Regions from separate parts of the Mus musculus genome. Here region 2 is linked to region 1. Evidence: chromatin loops called from intact Hi-C (ENCODE). Cell type or tissue: left cerebral cortex. All regions are shown on one strand. Each heading gives the region's core, and the rest is flanking DNA. Links, peaks and the distances in the headings are about the cores only. Region 1 has its middle 14 kb from the start of Jrkl. Region 2 has its middle 33 kb from the start of Mtmr2.

Evidence for each region. A loop is a pair of places that touch in the nucleus more often than their neighbours do. Peaks named below come from ENCODE experiments on the same cell type or tissue, not always from the same donor. Only the 100,000 strongest peaks of a DNase experiment are listed, where the experiment ranks them.
Region 2: a loop joins it to region 1, with 6 times the contacts of the local background. A loop is called at or near these places in 39 of 42 quality-filtered maps.

The regions. Positions count from the first base shown.
Region 1 is chr9:13,230,116-13,233,032 of GRCm38, forward strand. No RefSeq gene overlaps it. Among named protein-coding and RNA genes, the nearest start is that of Jrkl, 14 kb to the right of the region's middle. In left cerebral cortex, for the core only: a CTCF peak has its summit at 1,612 (motif pointing right); a DNase peak (open chromatin) is centred at 1,656.
Region 2 is chr9:13,715,213-13,718,129 of GRCm38, forward strand. No RefSeq gene overlaps it. Among named protein-coding and RNA genes, the nearest start is that of Mtmr2, 33 kb to the right of the region's middle. In left cerebral cortex, for the core only: a CTCF peak has its summit at 1,320 (motif pointing left); a DNase peak (open chromatin) is centred at 1,312.

The DNA of each region.
Region 1 (2,917 bases), core at 214-2,713:
TTGTTACCATAGCAGAGTGTCATTAAGAGTCACTTTATCATGAGCTTTGGTTGTTGTTTGGTTTTATGACAGTAGGATTTAGTTTTACCCTAGGTCTCTGGGCTATCTAGTGTCTGGTTTTTGGTCACCCATGCAGTGTCAGGTATAAAATCCATCACATGGAGTGGGTCTTGAATCAAATCAGATATTGGTTGGTTATTCCTAGAAGTTTTGTGTCACTATTGCCCCAGCATATTTTTCAGAAAGGATAGATTGTAGACCAAGTATTTTATGGCTAGGTTGGTATTTGTGTTTTATCTTTTGGTAGCCTGCAGAATTGGGTAGGTACTCCTTATTAGAAAATAGGAACTATATTTTCATGTTTAAAGGGGGAAAAGGCTGCCTGTCTTTGAAGAAAGTTATGAAACCTAAGTAGGTGAAGTACTGGAAATATAACTGCAGGTGTTGGAGTTTTTCAGTATCTGTGCCCACAGTTTATGGCAAGTTTCCCAATGAAGTGGAACCTCCTGGTTTTATGACCTGTTTCTAGAAAAAAACTCAGCATTGCCAGTTTAACAAAACAAAGGAAGCAGAAAAAATACATCGAACAGAGACTCCCCTGGTGTTGACTTTCTTCCAGGGGTCAGGGCAGGGGTCACGAGACTGGAAACGGGGCAGCATTGGAATGCCAGAGCACCATTGTTCCTCTGACTGGAGTCATGTAGCCTTAACTGGCTACTGTAATCTGCTCTTTGCTGTGGGGTTTCTGGACAGTCTTCTCTTTCTGCTGCTCCTCTTCATTGTTTACGTTTCCTGCAGGTGTGAGCTACATGTTGAATACATCCCTCCAGACCACTATCCTTACTTTGTTCGATCCTCCCCACTGTCCCTTTCTCCCTCCAGATGGTTCCACTGAACATCTATGCATAAATTAAGTATATGCATGTATTAAATGCATACACTATGTCAAAGTCACCCAAACAGCACCTTATTTTTAGTATAACTTCTGTATGTACACATACACCTCAACCTTGAGTTTAGTCACTTGGTGCCTAGGGGCTGGGGATGCTTGTTTTACTTACTTGGTGACAAAGCTCGGGCAGCTCACAAAGCAAAGCTTCATATGGTAAAGAAACAAACCAATGGCTTAAAATCATAAGAAATATGGAACAAAGAGCACATTTGCATTCTTAAGAAATTGTCCTTTAGAGCTCTTATACCCCACCTAGACAGTCAGAAAAAGCTCAGAGTGACAGGGTTGCCAACGTTAGCAATGGTTAGATGGTAACTCATGTCTATGCTTTTAATTGTATGGAAAAGTGCAAAGAGTGACAGAGAGGGTCTAATTTACAGAATGAGCCTTGGACTTCAAATATACATTTGAGGAAAAGCAAGTGCAAATATCATTCATCTTTGAGTCCTCTACTAAGCTAAATATCACACGGGCTCCTTTCTAATGGAACTCCCGTGCAAGAACTTCAACACAAATTTTACATGCAATGTGTTAAGAAACTGCAAGTTTAATTTGCTGAGTTACTGCATGCTTTTGTTCCCACAATCATTGTATTTTTACATTTAAATACAGCTCATTATTTTTTTTTTACGGCAGGCAATGTTCTAATCAACCACAAGATGGCAATCACAGTCCATTTACCATGCTTGGGAGCAGCTGCGTGGCTCTGGGTGGCTCAAAACCTCCAGAATTGTTATCTGGATTTTCTTTGTCAAAAATTAAGACTTCAAGATCACCCATGCTTCCAAATGAAGTTCAACTCAAAACTGTCAATAAGACAAAATTTCAACAAGAAACAGCAACAAAGATATCCATTTTTAAGCTTCTGTGATTTTCTGCAAGGTATGCACACTTGTCTTTTTTAGTGGGGGAAGGGACATTCAGGTATGTAATTGCAGGTCTTCTGTATGGGGATTCTGAGAGTCTCAACATCTGTCACTCCTACAAAGCTGTGTTTCCTTCACAAATACAGCCTAAGGAGTCGGAGGGTCCACTTATGCGTTCTAATTAACACTTCAATATCTCTATCCCTTCTGTTCTTTCTTTTTTTTTTTTTTCTTGTGCTACTTTTCCATACTGAAAAAAAAAAAAAAAACCCTAAAGAATATCACCTTTCACAGAAGATGTAAATTGCCTATAAAGACTTACTACTGCCTTCTTCAAGCATGTGATGTTCATTTTGGAATTCAGCACTCAAGGAGGTCTTACAAACATTAGAAATGACTGCTAAAATACAAAGAAAAAAATCCCATTTATTTTTCAACCGTTTCCTCCAGGGAGCTATGTTAAACTCCACAGGCTGTGTGCAAGCCACTATTTATTTAGTTCTTGATAGTGCATTGTTCTCCAGAAGTCATTGAGTTTTCTCATCCTCAGGCATCCCCAAAGAGGGCAAGGAGCTGGCGAAGCTTAGGTGTCAGTGGGGGAGAGGACTCACTGTCGTCTGCAGTTCTACCCCACTGCATAAGATACATGTTCTTATTGTTTCCATACATGGTCTGACTAGTTCCAGGTTTGTACTTTACTGACTATATCTTCCTATCGAAAGGGGGCTAGGATTTTGTCCTAGGGTTTCATTGCTGTGAAGAGACAATATGACCATAGTCAGTTTTATAACTGGGGCTGGCTTACAGCTTCAGAGATTCAGCCCATATCATCATGGTTGGAAGACTGCCATCTTCTTTCTATAAACTCATTTGATGTTATCAGAAATCTTCCTATATTCTCCCTTAAGGGACTTGCTTTTCTGACCCCACCTTTGGTTCTTTAGCACTTATCAAATTTATATACCAACCATGGTCTCACAGTACTGAGATGCTGATCTGTCTGCTGCTGGTGTCTTCAAAGTCAACTAAAGCCTACATGTTCATGCTGCATTTAGCAGGGACAGTTGTTGTCATAACTATAAAATAGTCCTCGAACTAA
Region 2 (2,917 bases), core at 260-2,759, 490 kb after region 1:
GAAAGAAGGTGAGAAAGAGAGGGAGGGAGGGAGGGAGGGAGGGAGGGAGGGAGGGAGGGAGGGAGGGGAAGAAGAGAAAAAGGACAGGAGGGAAAGGGGATGGGAAAGAGAAAAAAGATTTGAAATTGGGAGAGAAGGTAGAAATGATTCTTGGAGGAATTATGGAGAAGGCTGAGTAGTAAATATGATAGAATATATTGTATGTATATATAAAATCTCAAAAGATAAAAATATACTTAAAATGTATATGTCCAAGAGCAATATCCCGTGTGAAAATAATTGTATGTGAAGTGTCCCCTGAAAGAGAAATAAGCACCAATCCTCTTAGAAGGCTCAAAAATTCCTACAAAGCTTTAAGGAAGACTAATATCACAGACCTTACAAAAATCCTAAAGTCCAGAGTGCAGACCCGAAACCTGGCACAAGGTATCCTGATGGAAAGGCTACCCAGAGACTGCTCCACCTGGGGATCCATTCCATATACAGTTACCAAACCCGACACTATTGTGTATGCCAACAAGTGCTTGCTGACAGGAGCCTGATATAGCTGTCTCCTGACAGGCTCTGCCAGAGCCTGACAAATACAGAGGTGGATGCTTACAGCCAAACATTGGACTAAGCACAGGGTCTCCAACAGAAGAGTTAGAGAAAGGACTGAAGGAGTTTGTAGTCCCATAGGAGGAACAACAATATCAATCAACCAGACCCCCCAACCCCCAGAGCTCCCAGGGACTAAACCACCAACCAAAGAGTACACATGGAGTGACCCATGGCTCCAGCCGCATATGTAGCAGAGGATGGCCTTGTCAGACATCAATGGGAGAAGAGGCCCTTGGTCCTGTGAAGGCTGGATGTCCCAGTGTAGGGGAATGCCAGAATGGGGAAGAGGGAGTGGGGGAGTGCGTTGGTGGGAGAACACCCTCATAGAAGCAGGGGGAGGGGGGTTTCAATAGGTGGTTTTTGGAGGGGAAACCAGGAAAGGGAATATCATTTGAAATGCAAATAAAGAAAATATCTAATAAAAAAATTAAAGTGGAAGGAAGGAAGGAAGGAAGGAAGGAAGAAAGGAAGGAAGGAAGGAAGGAAGAAGAATGGAGCTAGGTAAGCCTACAACCCTGCCTCCATCCCAATGCCTAGGCTCCTCCCAGCCTCGAAGCAGGCCTGGGACACACCTGGCCTTCCTTCACAACCATGCGAGCAAGCTCCTGCAGCTGAACTCTAACGCAACTCCAAGTCAGACTTGTGGCTGCTTCCACCACCTTTTCTCCTAAGTTCGGCTCCAGAACCTTGATCAAGAGTATATCGCCACCTGCTGGGGAGAAGCACTCAGCAACGCAGATTTTAGCAGGAGCACAAACTGAAGACTTTTTAATGTAGATCAGGGCTCACAGATAGAGGACATAGACTGTTGGCCATATTAGGTAGTGAGGTCTGCATCCTCCTCAAGGGACTGCAGCCTCCAGTAACTCTGAGTCTCAGGTACTTCCAGCTTAGTGTCTTCCTTTGTGGCCAAAGGACTGTCTCCAGCATTTATCTACCAACCTAAGGAAGTAGCTCCTATGGCCATCAGTACAACCAAGCTATCTAATAGTCACTGTAAAAAGACCAGCCCCAAGCTCTCAGGGTAGGTGTAATTATGGCTCTCTATAAACCAAACTATCATGATCTAGGCCCAGCAGGATCAGCATGGTGCTAGATTTGGCCCAAGGCCACATCATTCTGAATGACCTATCGTTGCAGGGGACACATAGCCCAAGACAGTGCAGCTAGAGACAGCTAATAAGCTAGCAGGAATAAGGGTCAGGAGAAGTTGCTATGTGATAGCTCAGTGGTAGAGTGCCGGTCTAGCATTGGCCTGATGGTTTGGATCCAGTATGAAGAAGGGAAAGGAAGAGGAGGAATCACAGAAACAAAAACTGTGGGGAAACTCTGGTAATTAGGGTCAAAGTCTACCATTGATCGGAAAGCCTTCAGGGGCACAGCACGTAATAGAGTACTCCCCTCATTACTGGGACTTCTCCTTCTCTGACCCTGGCTGGTGAGTTGGAAGCCCCCACATGAGGAATGTCACTTAGCCTCAATTAGATTATAGGATCAATTTCCTTTGTACTGATAAGAACCTGTTCAGCCAACACCAGAAATTCCTGAGCTGCTTCCCCATGCTAATGAGGTTCTCCAGGTACCCTAAGACCCCAGCCAACGACCCTTTGCCATCCTGGATGTTCCTATCCTCAGTCCCCCTCGCCCATTTTCTCTTTTTTTAATTGGATATTTTCTTTATTTATATTTCAAATGTTATCCCCTTTCTTGGTCTCCCATTCCCCACCCCAGTGCTTCTATGAGGGTGTTCCCCCACCCACTCACTCCTGCCAACCCACCCTGGCATTCACCTACACTGGGTATCCAGCCTTCACAAGACCAAGGGCTTCTCCTCCCATTGATGTCTGACAAAGCTATCTGTTGTATATGCGGCTGGAGCCATGGGTTGCTCCATGTGCACTCTTTGGTTGGTTCTTTAGTCCCTGGGAACTCTGGAGGGTCTGGTTGATTGATATTGTTGTTTTTCCTATGGAGTTGCAAACACCTTCAGCTCCTTCAGTCCTTTGGTTGTCTGTGAGCATTCACCTCTGTACTTGTCGGGCTCTGCCAGAGCCTCTCAGGAGACAGCTATATCAGGCTTTTTGTCAGCAAGGACTCCTTGGCATCCACAATAGTGTCTGGGTATGGTGACTGTATTTGGGATGGATACCCAGGCAGGGCAGTCTCTGGGTGGCTTTTGCTTCAAGCTCTACTCCACACTGTCTCCATATTTCTTCCTGTGAGTAATTTGTTCCGCCTTCTAAGAAGGAACGAAGCATCCACACATTGGTCTTCCTTCTTCTTGTGGTTTGTGAATTGTATCTTGGGTATTCTGAGC